2 separate regions of the Homo sapiens genome follow, and region 2 is linked to region 1. The links are chromatin loops, found by intact Hi-C in ENCODE. Cell type or tissue: PC-9. All regions are shown on one strand. Links, peaks and the distances in the headings refer to the core of each region. The heading gives the core; the rest is flanking DNA.

Region 1 (10,907 bases), core at 3,496-7,495:
TGTCTCTGCGCCTCTTTTACTATCTCTTACAAGAAAAGGGCACCCTAATCCAGTGGGATTTCGTCTTGACCCGTACCTTAATTGCATCTTCAAAGACCCTATTTCCGAATAACGTCACACTCTAAGACTGTAGACTGACACAGATTTCGGGAGGACACTATTCAACCCACTGTACTATCTCATAGGATTGTCGTAGGGAGTAAACGACATAATACGTGTAAAGCATTCAGCACAGTGCCTAACATGTAATAAACTCTCCATAAATGTTAGCTATATACATATAAGTATATATATGTATGGATGTATATCTTTTGTTATTTACTAGATTAATCAAAGATTTATTTCATTATTTCACCAAACAAAATAGTAACTTTTAATATTTTTTACTCTTCTTTTACTTTATTTTGTGGCAGGGTCTTACTCTGTTGCCCAGGCTGGAGTGCAGTGGCATGGTCTTGGCTCACTGCAACCTCTACCTCCCGGTTTCAAGCAATTCTCCTGCCTCAGCCTACCAAGTAGCTGGGATTACAGGCACCCGCCACTATGCCTGGCTAATTTTTGTATTTTTAGTAGAGAAGGGGTTTCACCATGCTGGCCATGCTGGTCTTGAACTCCTGACCTCAAGTGATCCTCCCACCTCAGTCTCCCAAGGTGCTAGGATTACATGTGTGAGCCAGAGCGCCTGGCCTTTTTTTTTTTTTTTTTTTTTTTTTGAGACAGGATCTCACTCTGTTGCCCAGGCTGGAGTGCATTGGTGCTGTCATAGCTCACTGCAGCCCCAACCTCCCAGGCTCAAGCGATCCTCCCACCTCAGCCTCCCAAGTAGAGGAGACTACAAGCATGTGCCACCTGCCCAGCTAATTTTTTTATTTTTTGTAGTTACAGGGTCTTGCCATGTTGCCTGGATGGTCTCGAACTCCTGGCCTGAAGCAATCCTCCGCCTTGGCCTTTCAAAGTACTGGGATTACAGGCGTGAAACACCATGGCTGACCCATTTTGAACTCTGTAAATGTCCTAATTTGCTTGTTTCTGATTGTATCATATTTTTTCCTCCCCTTTTCTATTCTGTCGGGTTGTCATCGTTATTCTTGTTTGTTATTCTCCTTTTCCCTGAGAATGGTTTGGATGTGTGGCTATATCGTGAATCTATTTCCTCCATGGACAATCTCTTATTGTAGTGGTGATTTTCTTCATTTTTGCTCAAGTGAGCATTTTGCTCATCTTGTTGAAGTGGGTGAGTTTTCGGTTGTTGTTGAGAGTGGTTTCTCCCTGGCCCTTCTTTCTGGTGTTATAATGATCATCTTCCATAAATGACCCATCGATTCTTATGGAGAAGACACATACTCTACTTCGAAGGGGTGACTTCCAGGGTGTGTCTTTCCGTCCTTTCTTATCTGTTATACTCCTATCTTCCACCCAAGTGCCACTGGTTCTTCAGGCCTGTACTGTGTCACTTGTTCAGGATTCTATTATGTTAGCACAAAAGTAATTGCAGTTTTTGCCATTGAAAGTAATGGGCTGGCTGGGCAACTGGCTGGGCACTGTGGCTCACGCCTGTAATCCCAGCACTTTGGGAGGCCGGGGTGGGTGGATCACTTGAGGTCAGGAGTCCAAGACTAGCCTGACCAACATGGTGAAACTCCGTCTCTGCTAAAAATACAAAAATTAGCTGGGCATGGTGGCATATGCCTGTAATCCCAGCTACTTGGGAGGCTGAGGCAGGAGAAGTGCTTGAACCTGGGAGGCAGAGGTTGAAGTGAGCTGAGATCATGCCACTGCACTCCAGCCTGGGTGACAGAGCAAGACTCTGTCTCAAAAAAAAAAATTTTTTTTGCACCAACCTAATATTTCCTCAGGAAATTCTTGCAGCCCATCCCAATCCCACCCACCCCCCCACCTCCCCACCTAGAGTGAATGAATGGGCTGACCCATGTCCTGGACAGCACCAAGCACTCGAGTAGGGACAGCACTGGGCACTCAGCCAGACCCTGGACTCTGCCTGGGGGTTTTCAGCAGGGTCCTGAGGTCTGTGATCTGGAATTGACTCTGACTAGACTCCAAGTTGGACTCAATATGCACTCTGAGCTCCAGACAGAGCTCCAGGATGGGCCCGTCCAAGTGGAGACAGGCTCTGGTCTGGCCTCAACTTCAAGAGCCTGCCATGGCCCAGGACTCTGAGCTGGGCTGTGGGATCAGCTCAGGCCTAACCCCAGCCAAGGCCTAACCCCAGACTTTTTTTTTTGCTTGCTTTCTCCTCAGCAGTGCCCATTTCTCAAATGAAAGGCAAGCCAGTGAGCACGTGGAAGGAAACACTGGACTATTTATTGCAAAGTGAGAATTGTCAGCTTGAGAAGCAAGGAAGTGGCCAGGCCCCCAACAAAGCAATCAAGCAAGAAATGGGGTGCGGGAAATGAGCTGATGTGCAGAAACAGCCTCCTTGTCCAACTCGGGGACATTCCTCTCAAGAAACACGCTCGTGTTGTGGTGTTTGCACTGCTCTCTGGGCAGTGCGGGCAGCGTGTTCCCCAGGCTGGGGTCTCTGATGAGCACAAAGGAATTCCAAGAACCTAGAGCCTCCTCAGCAGTCAGTCTATCTGAGAAAGCAGGCCCAAGCAGTGGAAGCAGGGGGTCGCTCCTCTGGGCCTCTGCCCTGGCAGGAAATGCAGGAACTCCCCTGTCCTCAGTCTGGGACAGGTGAGCTGAGGACACCTGGAGCAGCAGGAATCCCACGAGCTCTGCTTCACCGAGCCTTCAGGATGAGGCGGGTCTTCCCATCTCCAATGAAGCACCTGCAAGAAAGATGACCCAGTAAGGTCTCTGCCCCGGAGGTGAGACCCAGCCCTTCGTCATGTCTCCAGGCTCAGAAGTCTCCAGAAAGATGACTTCCTGAGCCTCCCCAGCCTTAATAGCCAGATCCCCTTGCAGAGAGAGAGACAGTTTCCTGCTTGGTTTCTTTTTTTTTTTTTAATTGAGACAGAGTCTCACTCACCCAGGCTGGAGTACAGTAGCATGATCTCAGCTCACTGCAGCTTCCACCTCCTGGGTTCAAGCAATTCTCATACTTCAGCCTCCCGAGTAGCTGGGACTACAGACAAGCACCACCACACCTGGCTGATTTTTGTATTTTTAGTAGAGACAGGGTTTTAACCATGTTGGCCAGGCTGGTCTCCAACTCCTGACTTCAAGTGATCCACCCACCTTGGCCTCCCAAACTGCTGGGATTACAGGCGTGAACCACATGCCCGGGTCCTGCTTGGTTTCTAACCCTTTTCCTGAAGATGCTCATTGCTGCCACTCTGAAAGCCCAGAATTAAATGAAGCCGGGTGCAGTGGCTCACGCCTGTAACCCAGCGCTTTGGGAGGCAGATCACTTGAGGTCAGGAGTTGGAGACCAGCCTGGCCAACATGGTGAAGCCCCATCTCTACCAAAAAAATCACAAAAACTGGCTGGGCGCGGTGGCTCATGCCTATAATCCTAGCACTTTGGGAGGCCCAGGCAGGTGGATCACATGAGGTCAGGAGTTCGAGACCAGCCTGGTCAACACGGTGAAAACCCGACTCTACTAAAAATATAAAAATTAGCTGGGCGTGGTGGCGGCGCCTGTAGTCCCAGCTGCTTGGCAGGCTGAGGCAGGAGAATCTCTTGAACCCGGGGGCGGAGGTTGCAATAAGCCAGAATCACACCACTGCACTCCAGCCTGGGCAACAGAGGGAAACTGTCAAAAAAAGAAAAGGAGAAAGACCAAGTCCTAAAGACATTGTTTGAGCGCCACCTGAAACCACTGCTACCTGTGAAGTTTTTGATGATGTGAGCCAATGAATTCCTCTTTATGACATAAGCTATTTTGAAATAGATCTCTGTCACTTGCAACCAAAGCTCCTAGATGGAGCCATTTTCTTTGCCTCTAAAGAGGCTCCCTCTTTTCTCTTCCAAACCCAAGTGAGAGCCTAGCCCTCTAGTCCCGGACTCTCTGGGAGATGTTGCCAAGTGCCCATCCAATGGGCCGGTGACCCTGTGTCACACTCCTACCTAATGAGCAGTCCAACAAGCAGGCCAGCCAGGAGTGGGCCCAGCCAGTAGATCCAGTGGAAGTTCCAGTGGTTGGCCACCACCGCAGGTCCAAAAGCACGGGCGGGATTCATGCAGCCTCCAGACACAGGGCCCCTGCAAACACCCAGGCACCAAGGTCACCAGGATCCCAGCCAAACCCCACCTCACCTCACACTCATGTCCCCAACTAGGCCTAGTCACACACCACCCAGAAACCCTCTCTAAACTCCTACATCATGAGCTCCTGGGTAGATCCTAAAGAAGGCAGAGGGGCTATTAGCACCAGGAAGCAGAAGGCATGGCTCCCCGCTGGGCGTGCAGTCCAGCACTCCCCACACACTCCTCTAGAATGCCCAGCAAAAATGCCTACTGGGTGATGGCAGGAAGAGAAGCTGGAGCTACATTTGCTCCAAAGTCTACAAAGGAAAGTCAATCAGTTTCAATCCTTTTGGAGTCAAGCTGACCTAGATTCAAAACCCAGCCCACACATTATAAAATAACAAAAAGTGTATCATAGGATTGTTCGTGACCCAAAGAATAAATGCTTGAGGGGATGAATACCCCGTTTACTTTGACGTGATTATTACACATTGCATACCTGTATCAAAACATCTCATGTAACCTCAGCCAGACACAGAGGCTCATGCCTGAAATCCCAGCAGTTTAGGAGGCCAAGGCAGGCAGATCACTTGAGGTCAGGAGTTAGAGACCAGCCTGGCCAACATGGTGAAACCCTGTCTGTATTAAAAATACAAAGTTAGCTGGGAATAGTGGCACACGCCTGTAGTCCCAGCTACTGGGGAGGCTAAGCCAGGAGAATTGCTTGAACCTGGGGGTTGGAAGTTGCAGTGAGCCATGATCATGCCACTGCACTCCAGCCTGGGTGACAGAGCAAGACTCTGTCTCAAAAACTAAAACTAAAAATAAAATAAAATAACGAAGAGTATAAGTGGATTGTTTGTGACACAAAAAATAAATGCTTGAGGGGATGAATACCCCATTCACCTTGATGTGATAATTATGCATTGCATGCCTGTACCAAAACATCTCATGTAACCCAGAAATATATACACCTACTAGGTTCACCCACAAAGCTTTAAAAATATACATATAAAGAAAGAAAAACCCCAGCCCAGATAGTTCTAGGTGTGGGAACCTCCATGAACCTCTCTGTGTTCAGGTGAGGTGAAAGTGACTATCCCATAGGTTGTCATCAGGAGTGAATGAGAAAATGCAAATGGAGCCCACACCTCGAATATAATTAATGTACAAAAAGCATTAACTAATCTAGCTGGTCCAGATGAGGCCCTTGTTGCACCACAAGCTTAAGACCCAGAATCCTACAGGGAGACTCTTCCCCAGGTGCACTCCTCTCGTTCTGGGGCTCTGTCTTTACCCCATTCTCTCCAGCTGGGGGCCTGTAGACCTCATCCCCACCCTGTGTCCAGCTTCGAAGTCAAAAAGCTTGTAAGTAGGCGGGGCGCGGTGGCTCAGCCTGTAATCCCAGCACTTTGGGAGGCCAAGGCGGGCGGATCATGAGATCAGGAAATCGAGACCATCCTGCCTAATACGGTGAAACCCCGTCTCTACCAAAAATACAAAAAAAAATTAGCCGGGCGTGGTGGCGGACGCCTGTAGTCCCAGATACTCGTGAGGCTGAGGCAGGACAATGGCGTGAACCCGGGAAGCGGAGCTAAAAAAAAAAAAAAGGGCTTGTAAGTGAATCAAAGACCACTAGGGGGCAGCAAAGCATGGCCACAGCTTTACACACACATTCCCCAGCCTGCCCCAGGCTCCACCTCCCAAAGTTGAGGGAGAGCTGACCCAGGAGAAAGGTTAGACTTGGTTCTGTGTCCAAAAGAAAGGAAAGAGTCAGACATTAGGGAGGGGCTCCCTGGGCTGGGCACTGTGGCTCATGCCTGTAATTCCAGTACTTTTGAGAGGCCAACGCAGGAGGATGGCTTGAAGCCAGGAGTTCAAGACCAGCCTGGGCAACAGAGCGTGACCCCTATCTCTACAACAAAAATTAAAAGGGTTCACTCAGCCTCTTGTCCCAAATCTATCACTTAATTTGCCACTGCCCACTGACCTTAAATAAGTCACTTCTGTCCTCTCTAAGCCTCAGTTTCCTTATCTATAAAACGGGAGACATCATCCCCAATCTTGTCTACTTAATCCCTTCCAAAGCCTGCTGGGAGTCTAAAAATAAATGAGACAACAGCTACACATGCTCTTTGTAAGCCTGAGGCTAAAACCCGGCTGCCCGCTGACCGAATGAACACAGTTCACAGAAATGTTGTATTTACGCTACCAACATTGGAAAACATCACATACAGATTTAAATTTCTGACTTCCTTTGAATGAAAGCATCAGCCCAGACCCATGTACCCAGCAATAATTGACAAGAGCTGAACTGACTGCAGCACCTCTGACACTGCAGTCCCCACCACTCCCTGTTGTCTGCCTGATGCCAGCCCCCCTCCCCATTTGCAGCACCTTCCTGGCCCCTAATAGCAACTGAATCTGTGACCCTCAGGCCTGAAATCCCCCAGAGCTGAACAGCACAGATCTGGGCATGGTCACCCCACTGCCAAGGGACACTCACCCAGCCAGGATATCCACGGTGACGGCAAAGCCGATGGAGAACGGGGCCAGAGGGCCCTTTGTCTTCTCATTGATGGCACCCATGCATACAGCCAGGGCCAGCAGCGTCGTCAGGATGATCTCTGCCACCAACGCCCCTGCCACCTGCCCCTGCTCCTGGACTGTCACAAAGGCCGCCCCAGATGCATTCCAGAACCTCTCCTCAGGACTCACCGCCTGCACAGAGAAGCTGCTGAGCCTCACAGTGGGGCAGAGAGACAGCTGGAAACTGAGGGGAGAGGGCCTAAAAAACGCATGCTACCCACCTTAAGAGCCAGTGAAGGGTTATGTCCAATTTCAGTTAGATATACCTGCATCCACATCCCAGCTCTGCCAGATTTTACTGTGCGACCCTGCGTGAACTACTGAACCTTTCTGAGCCTCACTTTGTTCAGCTGAAAAATAGTAATGGGGCTAGGCGTGGTGGCTCACGCCAGCAACCCCAGCACTTTGGGAGGCTGAGATGGGTGGGTCACTAGAGCCCAGGAGTTTGAGACCAGCCTTGCCAACATGGTGAAACCCCATCTCCACTACAAATACAAAAATTAGCGGGGTGAAGTGGCAGGCACCTGTAATCCCAGCTGCTCAGGAGGCTGAGGCACCAGAATCACTTGAACTCTGGAAGCAGAGGTTGCAGTGAGCTGAGATCACACCACTGCACTCCAGCTTGAACAACAGAGCAAGACTCCGTCTCAAAAAAAAAAAAAAGAAAAAGAAAAAGAAAAATGGGGATAACCCAGTCATGGCTCCAGGTTACAGACCTAAAACTTATGTAACTTAGATGATCCTCTTTGAGAAAAAGAACATAAACTATCTTTTTATTTTTCTTTGACACAGAGTCTAGCTCTGTCACCCAGGCTGGAGTGCAGTGACACGATCATAGCTCACTGCAGCCTGGACCTCCTGGGCTCCAGTGTTCCTCCTACCTCAGCCTCTCATGTAGCTGGGACCACAGGTACATACCAACCATGCCCACCTAATGTTTTTTTTAAAATTTTTTGTAGAGATGGAAGGTCTTACTATGTTGCCCAGGCTGGTCTGGAACTCCTAGGCTCCAGTGATCCTCCCGCCTCTGCCTCCCAAAATGCTGGGATTACAGGCACCAGCCGCCATGCGTGGCTAAAAATACCTTACTCTTAGAAACTTTACAAACACATATGATCAGGTGAACTCATTGCTAAGCCCCCACAGGACCGTGGAAGGGGCATGTGCAGGAGAGCCCTGAAGCCTGAGCTCAATTATTTCTATGGGCGATCGGCCTCAGGGCTATCACAGCCCCGAAGGGGAAAGACAGTGCAGTGCACAAGCTTCTGGACTCTGGATCCAGTCGGGGCTGTGCTGCTTACAGGCACGTCTGAACTTGAGCAAGTTACCTGCTTCTCTGCACCTCTGTTTTCTCATCTATAAAATAGGGATGATACTGACAGCTCCCAGCTCACAGACAAGGCCGTTGGTGTGCCTGGCACAAGGTAAGCGCTCTCTATGAACTGACTATGGTTTTTCATAAAGTTGCTGGGAGATGAAATAAGAGAATATGTGTAAAACATTTAGCAGGAAGAATGTGCTTAGGGAACCCTGCTGCCCCGCAGCTGTCAGAACCATGTTTGACAGGTTTTAAGTGGCAGGGCTTGAGCTCGAGTCTGGCCACTGCTTTTCAGAGCAGAAGCCGAGAAGGAAGGTCCCGGGCGTGTTCCATAGACAGGGGAACAGGCTGTGGCTCTCAAATTGGGACATGGAGAGACCACAGCAGGGGATGACAGTAAAGTGAGGCTTGAGAACAAAGTCTGCGGTGGGTCAGCACTTACAGCTTCAGACCCTATCACAGCCAAGCTGACAGAGCTCCCCCATCCACCACCCCCCACACACACACCAAGCAAGGCCCACATCTTGAAGGGCTTGAAGTATCCCTGGCTGAACCAAGACTTAAGGGCAAAAGAAAAGAAAGAAAGAGAGGGAAAAAAAAGAAAAAGAGGGATGAAGGGAGAAAGTCTATCCATGGATTTATGCATAAAGCTATGAAAACTCTGTGGCTGGCCAGGCTCGGTGGCTCATGTCTGTAATCCCAGCACTTTGGGAGGCCAAGGCAGGAAGATCACTTGAGGCCAGGAGTTGGAGGCCAATGTGGTCAACACAGCGAGAGCCCACCTCTACAGAAAAAAATTTTTTTTAATTTATTTATTTTTTATTGATAATTCTTGGGTGTTTCTCACAGAGGGGGATTTGGCAGGGTCATAGGACAATAGTGGAGGGAAGGTCAGCAGATAAACAAGTGAACAAAGGTCTCTGGTTTTCCTAGGCAGAGGAAATTAGTTGGGTGTGGTGACACACACCTGTAGTCCCAGCTACTCAAGAGGCTGAGGCAGGAGGATCACTTGAGCCCAGGAGGTCGAGCCTGCAGTGAGCTATGATTGCACCACCACACTCCAGCCTGGACAACAGAGTGAGACCCTATCTCTAAAATAAAAAAGAGAGGCCGGGCACAGTGGCTCATGCCTGTAACCCCAGCACTTTGGGAGACCAAGGCAGGTAGATCACTTGAGCTCAGTAGTTCAAGACCAGCCTGGCCAACATGATGAAACCCCGTCTCTACTAAAAATACAAAAATTAGCTGGGCATGGTGGCATGCGCCTGTAATCCCAGTTACTCAGGAGGCTGAGGTGGGAGAATTGCTTGAGCCCAGGAGGCAGAGGTTGCAGTGAGCCAAGATCAGGCCACTGCACTCCAGCCTGGGTGACAGAGCAAGACTCCATCTCAAAAAAACAAACAAATAAAAAATACAATAAAATGCAATAAGAAAGAAAGAGAGAAGAAAAACGTCCACCAATTCCACTGGCAGAAACAAGCAAAAGATTGGACATTTCCCCACTCCCCACTGTCCCACACACACACCCACATATGCACCTCCAGCAGCCCCATCAGAGAGGAAGACTAGCCCAGCCCCTGGGGTTTACCCACCTTGGCCAAGGCAGCCCCGAGCATCCCCCCGAGCAGCTGTGAGACCCAGTACGGGAGGAGCATCACCAGGTTGAGGCCTCCGATCAGCATGGCTGCCAGGGACACCGCAGGGTTGAAGTGTCCACCACTGTAACCCACAAGAGCAGAGGAAGTCATGAGCCCAGGGCTGACCACATGGCTGGCACTTGAGACAGTGTGTCCCAGCCAACCCACCAGGCTGGCCTCTCAGGGCAAGAGTCAGTCCGGGGCCCAGCTCAAATACAAAGAGGCACCAAATTGCTTCCATTTTCCCTGAGATGCCAGGCAGAGGGTAAGAGATAAAGGGCAGCCTCTAAGTCCAAAGCCCAGCCCCCAGGATGGCCCTGGAGGAAGAGCGTGTAGGGAGACCATCCCTTAACTCCTCCCTGACTCCCTCCAAGCCTCCCTCCAGCCCTTCAGAGATGTGGCCACAGGTCAGATTGAGATACCAAGGCTCCAAGTTAGTAGCCCAAGAGCGGTATCCAGGCCTCCCCTTATGATTTGTTTGATTTTACGAGACGGAGTCTTGCTCTGTCGCGCGGGCTGCAGTGCAATGGTGTGATCTCGGCTCACTGCAGCTTCCACCTTTTGAGTTCAAGCAATTCTTCTGACTCAGCCTCCTAAGTAGCTGGAACTACAGGTGTGTGCCACCACGCCTGGCTTATTTTTGTATTTTTAGTAGAGACGAGGTTTCACCATGTTGGTCAGGCTGGTCTCAAACTCCTGACCTCAAGCGATCCACCCACGTCGGCCTCCCAAAGTGCTGGGGTTACAGGCACGAGCTACCGTGCCCGGCCCGGGTCTCCCTTTATGAGTAGCTAGGCCCTGAATAAGACCTCCTGATTGGTTGAACTGCTCAGCCAGTGAAAACCCTACTTGTGGTCTGAAAGTGTGATGGGTGTAAAATGCAGATTTGGAGTTCAGGCTGAAAATGGCATTGAGAATCACGGGGTGGAGTTGGAGGTTCATGACCAGGTTAGGGATTGGGATTGGGAGTTTGGGGTGTGGAAGGGAATTAGACAAGTCAGAACCTGAGGTCAAAGGGCAGGTTGCAGTTGATCAGCCACCCCCTGGCTCATGGGTAAAGAGCCTTCGTGTTCACCAAGATGTTCAACCAGCCCAGGCCCCAGAGCCAGGGTGGCTGCACTCACATCAGTGTCCCAACCAGTCCCACTCTGATGGAGGAAATATTGTCACAGTTTGGCCTCCTGAATCCATCTGGTTTCCAGGAATGGATACT
Region 2 (10,907 bases), core at 3,966-7,965, 390 kb after region 1:
TTCACCATGTTGGCCAGGCTAGTCTCAAACTCCTGACCTCAGGTGATTTGCCCGCCTTGGCCTCCCAAAGTGCTGGGATAACAGGCATGAGCCACTGTGCCAGCCCACTTCTTAATACTAAGGTTTTTTTTTCTCTATTCATGAAAGTCCAGTGTAGTTTTCCAGAGACTAAGTGGCATGAGATGTAGTAACAGACTGAATATAGAAACAAATATGAGATTCCAGCTGTCTTCTCTTAAACTGGGCATTAAAAAGATTTGTAAAAACATAAAACGATGCCACTGTTTCCAATAAATCTTTTGGGAAAATATGGGATTTTTAAAAAATAAAAAATTATTTAACATGCAGTGGATTTATTATTCTTTAAAAAAGCAGTACGTGGGCCAGGCATGGTGGCTCACGCCTGTATCCCAGCACTTTGGGGGGCAGACCACCTGAGGTCAGGAGTTTAAGACCAGCCTGGCCAACATGGTGAAAACCCATCTCTACTAAAAATACAAAAATTAGCCAGGCGTGGTGGTGCGCACCTGTAATCCCAGCTACTTGGGAGGCTGAAAAATCACTTGAACCCAGGAGGTGGAGGTTGCGGTGAGCCAAGATCGTGCCACTGCACTCCAGCCTGGGCAACATTAGGAGACTCCATCTCAAAAAAAAAAAAAAAAAAAAAAAAAGCAGTACATATTTATAATTGTTTATTAATTTAAATGTCTGATATGATAAATATCTATAGCTATCATCCACATAACAAAAGGTCCTTGGAGTCCTTGGTGTTAAGAGGTCTGTGACCAGTTTTAGAACTTGTGCTCTATGGCCAACTTGTATGAGCCTGTGTACCTAGGAAAACTCTTGTAAACATTATGTCTAAACCGAAAGCCACATAATCGGTTAAAAGGTGTCTTCTGATGAAAATAGACCCTTACCGGAAAGCCTATTTATGGCAGTAGATTCTGTTGGGGTACAAGCTGTTTATATCTCAATAAACCTTGCCAGTTAGTGCATAGTACATAGTAGATTGTTAATGAATCAACAAGGTCTTTAAAAATTAATCATTAAACACTTTAACAGTAGGTCAACCATGGCAGAGAGGTTAAAATTTGGAGTGTGACTTCAAGACACTTGGAGATTACTGGAGTGGAACAAGATCCCGTGGAAGCCTGTTGACCAAAAACTTCCAGCAGCACAAATCTGGGTTATAGCAGGTGACTTTACTGATAACCCACTGTCATGGGCATTTGTGGCAAGTTCCAGCGCGGGGGCAGTTGCATGGCATGTAGGTAAGTACCTGGGCTCTGCCTTCAGTGTTTAGCTAAATCCTGGCTCTACTGACTTCGTGACTTATGGTAAGTATCCCCATTCACTGCCCTGTGTGTCAGTCTACCCATTTGTCAAATAATTAGGGCTGCTATAAGGATTAAATAAAATAATGCTCTGGGGTGGGAAATGGCCAGCAAAACCTGCCCTCCTCCCTTCCTGGGCACAAGGCTGATTGCACTGGGCAGCCCCGATTTGTGTCTAGCTGTGGCTAACTCTTGCCAGTGGAATGAAAGGGACTGTGATTCACACAATTTCTGCCTCCCGTGATTAAGAGGGAGCTCCCTGCCCTTGTCTTCCCCTCCTTTCTGACTTCTTTTTGGTCAGGATGGTGACTGAGTCCCCTTGCAGGCTGTGTGTAAGGAAAACAGTAGAGCTGCTAGCAGCCTGGGTTCCTGTTGGAACAGAGAAGCCACTGACTTGGAGCCTCCCCGTGGACCGAGACATGGAACAGAATGAATTTCCTTATTTTAGCCGTGTTATTGCTGAGTCACTTGTTACAACAGTGCAGGCTTTCACCCTAAAACATTCATGCACATTGTTTCCAAGTGTGGCTGCTCATGATAAGGGCTGGGTAAACTTTGCTATTAGGACCCTGCTGTCTTGCTCTAGAAGGATACAGCTACTCCAGTCTCAGCACAGGAAAGACACACAGAACACCTTTTTTTTTTTCTTAAGATAGGGTCTCATTCTGTAGCCCAGGCTGGAGTGCAGTGGCACAATCTTGGCTCACTGCAACCTCTGCCTCTTGGGTTAAGCAATTCTCCTGCCTCAGTCCCCTAAGTAGCTGGGATTACAGGTACACATCACCACACTGGCTAATATTTGTGTCTTTAGTAGAGCAGGGGTTTCACCATGTTGGTCAGGCTGGTCTCGAACTCCCGACCTCAAGTGATCTGCCCACCTCAGCCTCCCAAAGTGCTGGGATTACAGGCATGGACCACCACGCCCAGCCACACAGAACATATTCTGACTCTTTTGCAGCATTGCAGAGACACACGCTTTGTCTTTAGACTTCACGGCTCAGTAGGTGTGTGACGTGGGCAAGTTACTTCACCTCTGCAAATCTGCTTCATTATCCGCTAAACGAGGGAGAAATAACAACACCTCCTTCACAGAATAGTGGCGAGCCTTCAATGAGGTAACACCTGTAAACTGTTGAGCTTTCTTCCGTAAGTGCTAAATAACTGTGTGCTACTATTTTAATGACCATCTTCCGTATTCCTAGTAGGGAGCAGATCATAAATTGCCACCTGTTGAAGTTGTTCTGAATCCGGGGTTGGTCGCTGCATCTTGCAGGTGTTTTGCCCAGCAGGATGATCACCTGATAGTGAAAAGCATCTGGTTTTCAGTCCCAGGGCCTTCCTGTCCCCACATAGCCAAAGCCCACGGGGAGTTAGAATAAAACAGAGAAGGCAGATATGGGACCTGTTGGCTACACCTTAGGAAATGTCTGTTCTCATGGTGTCTGTTGATGTGGCTACAGCCTAGACCTTAATGCAAGCCTGGCTCTAAGAAGCAAATTGTCTTGATTGTTTTTTTTTTTGTTTTTTGTTTTTTTTGTTTCGTTTTTGAGACGGAGTCTTGCTCTGTTGCCCAGGATGGAGGGCAGTGGCGCGATCTCTGCTCATTGCAATCTCTGCCTCCCGGGTTCAAGCGATTCTCCTGCCTCAGCCTCCCGAGTAGCTGGAATTACAGGTGCCCCCTAACACGCCTGGGTAATTTTTGTATTTTTAGTAGAGATGGGGTTTCACCATGTTGGCCAGGCTGGTCCCAAACTTCTGGCCTCAGGTAATCCACCCACCTAGGCCTCCCAAAGTGCTGGGATTACAGGTGTGAGCCACCGCGCCCAGCCCTGATTGTTTCTGTTTGTTTGTTTTGAGACAGGATCTTGCTCTGTCACCCAGGCTGGAGTGCAGTGGCATGCTCACAGCTCACTGCAGTCTCGACCTCCTGGGCTCAAGCGATCCTCCTGCTTTAGCTTCCTGAGTAGCTGAGACTATAGGTGTGCGCCAACTCACTTGACTAGTTTTTTAATTTTTTTGTAGAGACAGGTTCTATGTTGCGTAGGCTGGTCTCAAGCTCCTGGGCTTAAACGATCCACCCGCCTCGGCCTCCCAAAGTGCTGGGATTACAGGCCTGAGCCACAATGCCCAACCTCAAATATTTCATGGGTTACATATTATATCATCGTCTCTAATGTCGTCTAAATTCTACAACTTTCATTATCATAATCACCCACATCCATAATAAATAGTAGAGGGGAGGCTTTAGTGACATTCCATTGACTAAAGCAAAGGCGAGCAAACCATTCTCTCCATCTGCCAGGCCGGATCTGGCCCACTGCTTGTTTTTATCAATAAAGTTTTATTGGAACACATCCATGTTCATTTGTTTACCTGTCATCTCTGGCTCTTTTTGTGCAACAATGGTAGAGCTGAATACCTGTGACAGAGACCACATGGCCTGCAAAGCCTAAAATATTTACTACCTGGCCCTTTACAGAAAATACTGCCCTTTGACCCATAGCGTCTCCCTGTGAGGTACCGTCTCCAGAGTCCAGGGAACTGGAAGGAAAAACCTTCAAACTCTCCCATTCCCATTCCCACTCAGAAGTTGCTAAAACCCTCCAGGAAGAAACGTGAATTCAAAGCAACTGTCTGCTAACAAAGGTAAATCCTTCTCTGGAGCCCTCCAGCTTGACTAACAGCCCATTTGCCATCAACCTGGTTATTATGAGAATTTCAATTAAATATAATCCTTCTTCTCTCTCTCTCTTTTTTTTTTTTTTTTTGAGACAGAATCTCACTCTGTTGCCCAGGCTGGAGTGCAGTGGCACCATCTCGGCTCACTGCAACCTCTGCCTCACGAGTTCAAGTGATTCTCATGCCTCAGCCTCCGAGTAGCTGGGATTACAGGTGCACACCACCAAGCCCAGCTAATAAATATAATTCTTCTATGTGTGTGTCTAAACTACTGAGAAAAAGCACAAACAGGACAGAATTGTGAACAAAGCACTCTCTTGAGGCTTTTCTCTGTTAGATACTTTCAAACGTAAAAAACAGGCCAGGCGCAGTGGCTCACGCCTGTAATCCCAGTCCTTTGGGAGGCCAAGGCGGATGGATCGCTTGAGGTCGGAAGTTCGAGACCAGCCTGATCAACATGGAGAAACCCCATTTCTACTAAAAATACAAAATTAACCATTGCACTCCAGCCTGGGCAACAAGAGTGAAACTCTGTCTCAAAAAAAAAAAAAAAATTCCAAAATAATTTTGCCAAGGGAAGAAGCCAGACACACAAAAAGTACATACTCTGATTCATTTACATACAAATGTAGAATCCGGGAACAAATTTCTTGTGATGGATATATGTTTGCCTGGGGATGGGAAAGGCAGGAGGGAGGGGTCACAGAGGGGAAGAAGGAAATTTCTCGGGGCGATGGTGATATGGTTTGGCTGTGTCCCCACCCAAATCTCATCTTGAATTGTAGCTCTCATAACTCCCATGTGCTGTGGGAGGGACCTGGTGGGAGATAATCGAATCACAGGGGCAGTTTCCTCCATACTGTTCTCGAGGTGGTGAATAAGTCTCACGAGATCTAATGATTTTATATGGTTCCCCCTTTCACTGTGTTCTCATTCTTTGCCGGCCGCCATGTAAGATGTCTCTGTGCTCTTCTGCCATGATTGTGAGGCCTCCCCAGCCATGTGGAACTGTGAGTCCATTAAACCTGTTTCCTTTATAAACTACCCAGTCTCGGGTATGTCTTTATCAGCAGTGTGCAAATGGACTAATACAGATGGGTATGTTCGTTCTCCTGTAATGGTTTCATCGGTTATGCCTGTGTCAAAACTCTTCAAATTGTACATGTATGTGTAGTTTATCATGTCATTTCTACCTCAACAAAGTTGTTTTAAGGAATCATAAAAGTCTTTATATAAATGGGTTCTTATGGAAAAACATGGACCAACATTACATGAAAGAAGCCGTGGTTGAAGTTGAGATGGAGGATTAGGGGCTGGAGGGAATTTCTTGGCTTCTGTGGGCTTCCATGAAATTGTGAATGCACTACAGATTATAACGGTGGTGTGGCAGTATTTGAGTGTCTTGGTTCCCCTTATAAGTACTTTTTTTTTTTTTTTTTGAAAGAGTCAGGGTCTTGCTCTGTTGCCCAGGCTGTAGTGCAGTGGCAAAATCATAGCTCACTGCAGCCTTGACCTCCCAGACTCAAGCCATCCTCCCACCTCATCCTCCCAAGTATCTTGGACTATAGGTGTGCACCACCACATCTGGCTAATTTTTGTAGTTTTTGTAGAGATGGGGATCTCACTCTGTTGCCCAGGCTGATCTCTAACTCCTGGACTCAAGCAATCCTCCTGCCTTGACCTCCGAAAGTGCTGGAATTACAGGTGTGAGCCACTGTGCCCAACTTCAAGTACATTCCTATATTTAAATGCGTATGTATTTCTTCATGGAGCTAAATATCGGCACTCTGTTTCTGCTATTCAGTGTTAAAATGTCTGGAATGTACTCCTGGATTCAGCCATTCCGCAGATATTTCTTAAGTGCAAATGTGTGCCAGGCAGTGTTCTAAGCTCTGGGGGTTAAACAGAAAGTGTGGCAGGTCTATCCTCACTCTTGGGTCTTCATTCTCACTCTCTAGGGGCTTCTTCTCCCAGCCTAAGATCACACTGCAGTGTTTCTCAAACTATGAACTAGAGCTACACACAAAGGCTTTTCTGACCTCTGTCTCCCTCTAGCTGCTGCACTGGCTTCCCTTCTTTCCCTCCACTGATCAGTTCCTGACAGTTTACACTTGCCACTCCCTGTGGGGCGCACCCGACCTCCTTGCAGGGTGGAGGCATTCACTGCCTGACTGCTGGGAGAGTGTGGCAGCCAGCTCCCAGCTGAGTCTCCCCAAAAGGAATTGTCCTTAGCCAGAGGAAGGACAATTCCCCTAAATCCACAGCCTAAATCCAGTGCTTGGTCAGTGGGGTGGTCCCTGTCCTTCCTTGGGTGCAGAGCATATTTGAGGGACATCCCAGCTGCACAGCTCCCTGAGAGGTTGGCTGAGGCCTCTGTTGCGACCTCACTGCAGCTCAACTTCTCCCTCTGCCCTGTCCTGCCTCCCTTCCTCCCTTATCAATGTACTCTGAGGATATTTTCCAATAAGCCACCTCCACTCAGATCTGCACCTCAGAATGTGATTCTTGGGAAATCCAATCTACACCACCACCTTCATCTCCATTATCCATTAACCCCTCACCCCACTGGGACCTGGCGTCTGCCTCTACCCCAAAAATGATCTCCACTGTCACAGAACCATGCATGGCTTTCCCCATAGATTTCTTGACAGGCAGCATTTCAGACCATGGCTTTCTCCTTCCCTGAAATTTCCCCTCTCCCCAGATCTGAGACTCCACTCTCTCATGTTGTCCATGCCCAACCCTCACCTCATCAATGCCTCTTTGAATCTTTGACTCTTCCTGCTCAGATCTCTAGTCTCCTTTCTTCTTCTCAAATTATGATATTTCCTGAGCCCTCATTCTACATGCTTACCCATTTCCATGCCTCAGCCATCACCTGTGATTTACAAACCCCAAATTGATATCTCTATTATTGGTTTCTTCCTTAAACATGCATCTATCCATCCATTTATCCATCCATCCATTTATCCATCCATCCGTCAATCCATGCATCCATCCAACCATCCAGCCATCTATCCATTCATCCATCCATCCATCCATGCATCCGTCCATCCATGCATCCGTCCATCCATCCATCCATCCATCCATCCATGCATCCATCCATCCATCCATCCATCCATCCATCCATCCATCCCTGCATCTGTCCATCCATCCATCCGTCCATCCATCTGTCCAACCATCCATCCATCCATCCGTCCATCTGTCCATCCGTCTGTTCATCTGTCTGTCCATCCATCCATTCATCCATGCATCCAACAAATATTTTCAGTGCTCTGAGCTAGGTGCTAAGGATACAGTGGTGAAAAAATATAGTGTCCTCACCACTTAAAAGCAGCTGTCAACTGGACAGCTCCACTGGGCTGTTTCCCAGGCTCCTTGATACATCATATTGCACACCCACCTGCCACTCCCTGCACCAGGAAACCCACTCTTATCCTCCAGGGTCCTCTCCCTTAGCTAGTAGTGGTTCACCAAGTCAGAAACGTGAGATTGTCCTAGACTCCTCTCCTTCACTCTCCACAGACCCTAGCATCCATCTCATTGGCTCTTCATGCATTTAGCTCTTCCTCGCATCTCTATGCTACAGCCCTGATTCCGGCTTTTATAAATTCTTGTCTCAACTTCCAAATTAGTTTCCCAGCTAGCCTCAAGGCCCAGACCCTTCCAGTTCCTGCTCCACACCCTCCTAGAGGGGTTGGTTAATGTTCGCTCTTCAAGCACGTCACCCACCTTGGATCCCTTTTCTACCCCTCCTGACTGTGCTCGGTGCTCCATGAAGCTGATTGCTGTGGGTTTCAGGTGATATCACCCGGCTCTCCTTGCTTCCTGGCATCCAGTTAGGTTTGACCGTTCAAGCAGGCTGGGCGTGGTGGCTCACGCCTGTAATCCCAGCCCTTTGGGAGGCTGAGGTGGGAGGATCACTTGAGCCTGGGAGGTTGAGGCTGCAGTGAGCTGAGATTGCACCACTGCACTCCAGCTTAGGTGACAGAGTGAGACCCTGTTTCAAAAAAAAAAAAAGACACCTCTTGATAGCCGTTTATATAGATCTATCTCATTGTCTTAGTGGCTAAACATTCCGGCTTCCGGATGAAGTATAGTTTATTTAACTGTTCCCTTCTTAGAACCAGCACTACTAGTTGTTCCCCAATATCCAGTCTCTCCTTCTTCCCCAATAGCAGAAGTGTCACATCTAAGCTGGGGACAAGACATTCAGAATAAAGACTATGAGTTGCAGCCTTCCTGCTCATGTGATTTTCTTCTGCCCAATGGCATGTGAGCATAGCTGGGGGTCATGCCCTTAGTGGGGAGGAGCATGCTCTCCCCATCCCTCTCTTTCTCCACTGGCTGGGATGTGACTGTGGAAGTGAGATATCTGTGCCTCTGCAGATGAAGACAGTGTTGCAATGATGGAAGGCGTCTTGGGTCCTTAAGTAGAGCGAGGATACCAGCCCTGGACTCCTTACAGCCAGACATTCCATGACAACAGGTTGGTCTAACTCCAAAGACCACATTAACCAATAACCAGTAGCAACTTCCGAGGGCAAAGAAAAGCACGTGAAAAGATCTCGTCCTCTGTTATGCTCCCTGACCTCGGACACTCACAACTTTGCCGTTTCTGCACGTTGCCTCAACTGTTATTTACCTAACAGCTTCTTTCAATTTAGCCCTCTTCTAAAATACAACAGAAATGTATTTATTTAAAGGAAAACTAGCTGGGCACGATAGCTCATGTCTAATCCCAGCACTTTGGGAGGCCAAGGTGGAAGGATCGCTTGAGCCCAGGAGTTCGAGAGCAGCCTGGGAAACATAGTGAGATCTCATTTCTACAGGGAAAAAAAAAAATTAGCTGGGCATGGTGGTGTGTGCCTGTGGTCCCAGCTACTCAGGAGGCTGAGGTGACAGGACCTCTTGAGCCCAGGAGGCCGAAGCTACAGTGAGCCATGATCATGCCACTGCACTCCAGCCTGGGGGACAGAGTAAGACCCTGTCTCTAAACAAACAAACAAATAAAAGGAAAACTTGGCAGGACATGGTGGCTCATGACTGTAATCCCAACACTTTGGGAGGCCAAGGCAAGTGGATCACGAGGTCAGGAGTTCAAGACCAGCCTGGCCAAGATGGTGAAACCCTCTCTTTACTAAAAATACAAAAATTAGCTGGGCGCGGCAGCAGACACCCGTAATCCCAGCTACTCGGGAGGCTGAGACAGGAGAGTTGCTTGAACCCTGGGGGCGGAGGTTGCAGTGAGCCAAGATCACACCATTGCACTCCAGCCTTGGCAACAGAGAAGACTCCATCTCAAAAAAAAAAAAAAAAAAAGAAAAAAAAGAAACCTTAACAGACCATTGTTTGCCATATCCAACAGGGAGTGATGAAAAACCCAATAAAACCAAACAATGTTATTAAATCAAAAATTAAAAACAAAATGAAATACAGGTACCTAAAAAATAAGTTCCCAAAGAGAAGAATGGGCCTTTTGTTGCTTATGCAATAACGACCTGTAGTCATTGCTAGTACCCATAACCTTTAACTTTATGCCTGAAAAGTCCATTTTAATCACTTAAGATTTAATCACGTGATCTCATTTTCATCACAGTGACTCTAGAAGATGCAATGATGGCAAGGGGCTTGGGTTCTGGTGCCACAGCAGAACTGGGGCAAAACCCCCCGCAACCTGCACCTTGGGCCTCCCGGGATCAATGGCTAGGCCTCACCACAGCACAGGGTCCTAAAGGGTCTTGGGGTCACTTGCTGAGATGATTTTTTTTTTTAACTTTTTGTTGTCAACTTATTTACTTCTCTGCCAATATTCAAATAGGTAAGCATTCATAAAACAGCAAAAAAAAAAAAAAAAAAAAAAAAAAAAAATTCCTCTAGAACGGCCAAAGAATCTGTTCTACTTTACTTTTTAGAAACCTGGAAACCAGGAGCTCTGGCATTTGTGGAATAGCAGCATTGAAAATATCTACGATAGGCTGGGCTCAGTGGCTCATGCCTGTAATCCCAGCACTTTGGGAGACCGAGGTGGGCGGATCACCTGAGGTCAGGAGTTTGGGACCAGCCTGGCCAACATGGTGAAACCCCGTCTCTACTAAAAATACAAAAATTAGCTGGGTGTGGTGGCGCACACTTGTAATCCCGGCTACTCAGGAGGCTGAGGCAGGAGAATAGCTTGAACCGGGGAGGCGGAGGTTGCAGTGAGCCGAGATCAAGCCACTGTACTCCAGCCTGGGTGACAGAGTGAGACTCCGTCTCAAAAAAATAAAAAATAAAAAAAACCTCCTATATCAAAAATATCATTTGATGATCATTACTACATAAGAGCTTTGTTCACAGTGTTGGGATAATTGCAGATTCACATGTGGTTATAAGGAACAATACAGAGATGTCCTGTACTCTCAACCCAGTTCCCCTCAATAGTCACATCTTGAAAAACTATCATAGTACAATATCACAACCAGGAGACTGACAGTCATCTGGTTCACTGACTGCATTCAGATGTCCCGGGTTTTACTTGTATTCATTGTGTGTGTGTGCGCACACACACGTGTGCACGTGTGCATTTAGACATGAAGCAGGAAAACAAAGTGATAGCAAATTGTAACGTGCTATAAAAAAGTAAAGGTTTTAAAACATGCTGGGGCCCTATTAAATCAGACTGTCTGGGGTGGCGCCTGAGCTTTGGGGTATTTCCAAGTGGTTTTAATAGACAGCCAGGCCTGGGTAGCACGGCCTTAGCCTTGGAGCCCTGCCCTCATTCCTTCTCTGGGGGTCTCACTCTATTGCCCAGGCTGGTCTCTAACTCCTGGGCTCAAGCGATTCTCCTCTCAGCCTCCCAAAGTGCTGGATTACAGCCGACGGCCACCGCACCTGACCCAGTGGTCACCT

The links. A loop is a pair of places that touch in the nucleus more often than their neighbours do. Peaks named below come from ENCODE experiments on the same cell type or tissue, not always from the same donor. Only the 100,000 strongest peaks of a DNase experiment are listed, where the experiment ranks them.
Region 2: it touches region 1 in a loop (4-fold over the local background); 13 of 110 quality-filtered maps call a loop at or near these places.

The regions. Positions count from the first base shown.
Region 1 is chr16:25,220,326-25,231,232 of GRCh38, reverse strand. AQP8 (aquaporin 8) reads right to left here. Exons shown (of 6, transcript NM_001169.3): 3 at 9,650-9,776; 4 at 6,657-6,871; 5 at 4,031-4,165; 6 at 2,301-2,789. The coding sequence ends at 2,741. Among named protein-coding and RNA genes, the nearest start is that of AQP8, 8.8 kb to the right of the region's middle. In PC-9, for the core only: CTCF peaks have their summits at 5,576 and 5,781 (motif pointing right); a DNase peak (open chromatin) is centred at 5,822.
Region 2 is chr16:24,829,809-24,840,715 of GRCh38, reverse strand. No RefSeq gene overlaps it. Among named protein-coding and RNA genes, the nearest start is that of SLC5A11, 11 kb to the left of the region's middle. RefSeq lists an enhancer at 5,914-6,208. In PC-9, for the core only: a CTCF peak has its summit at 6,046; no DNase peak of the experiment used is centred there.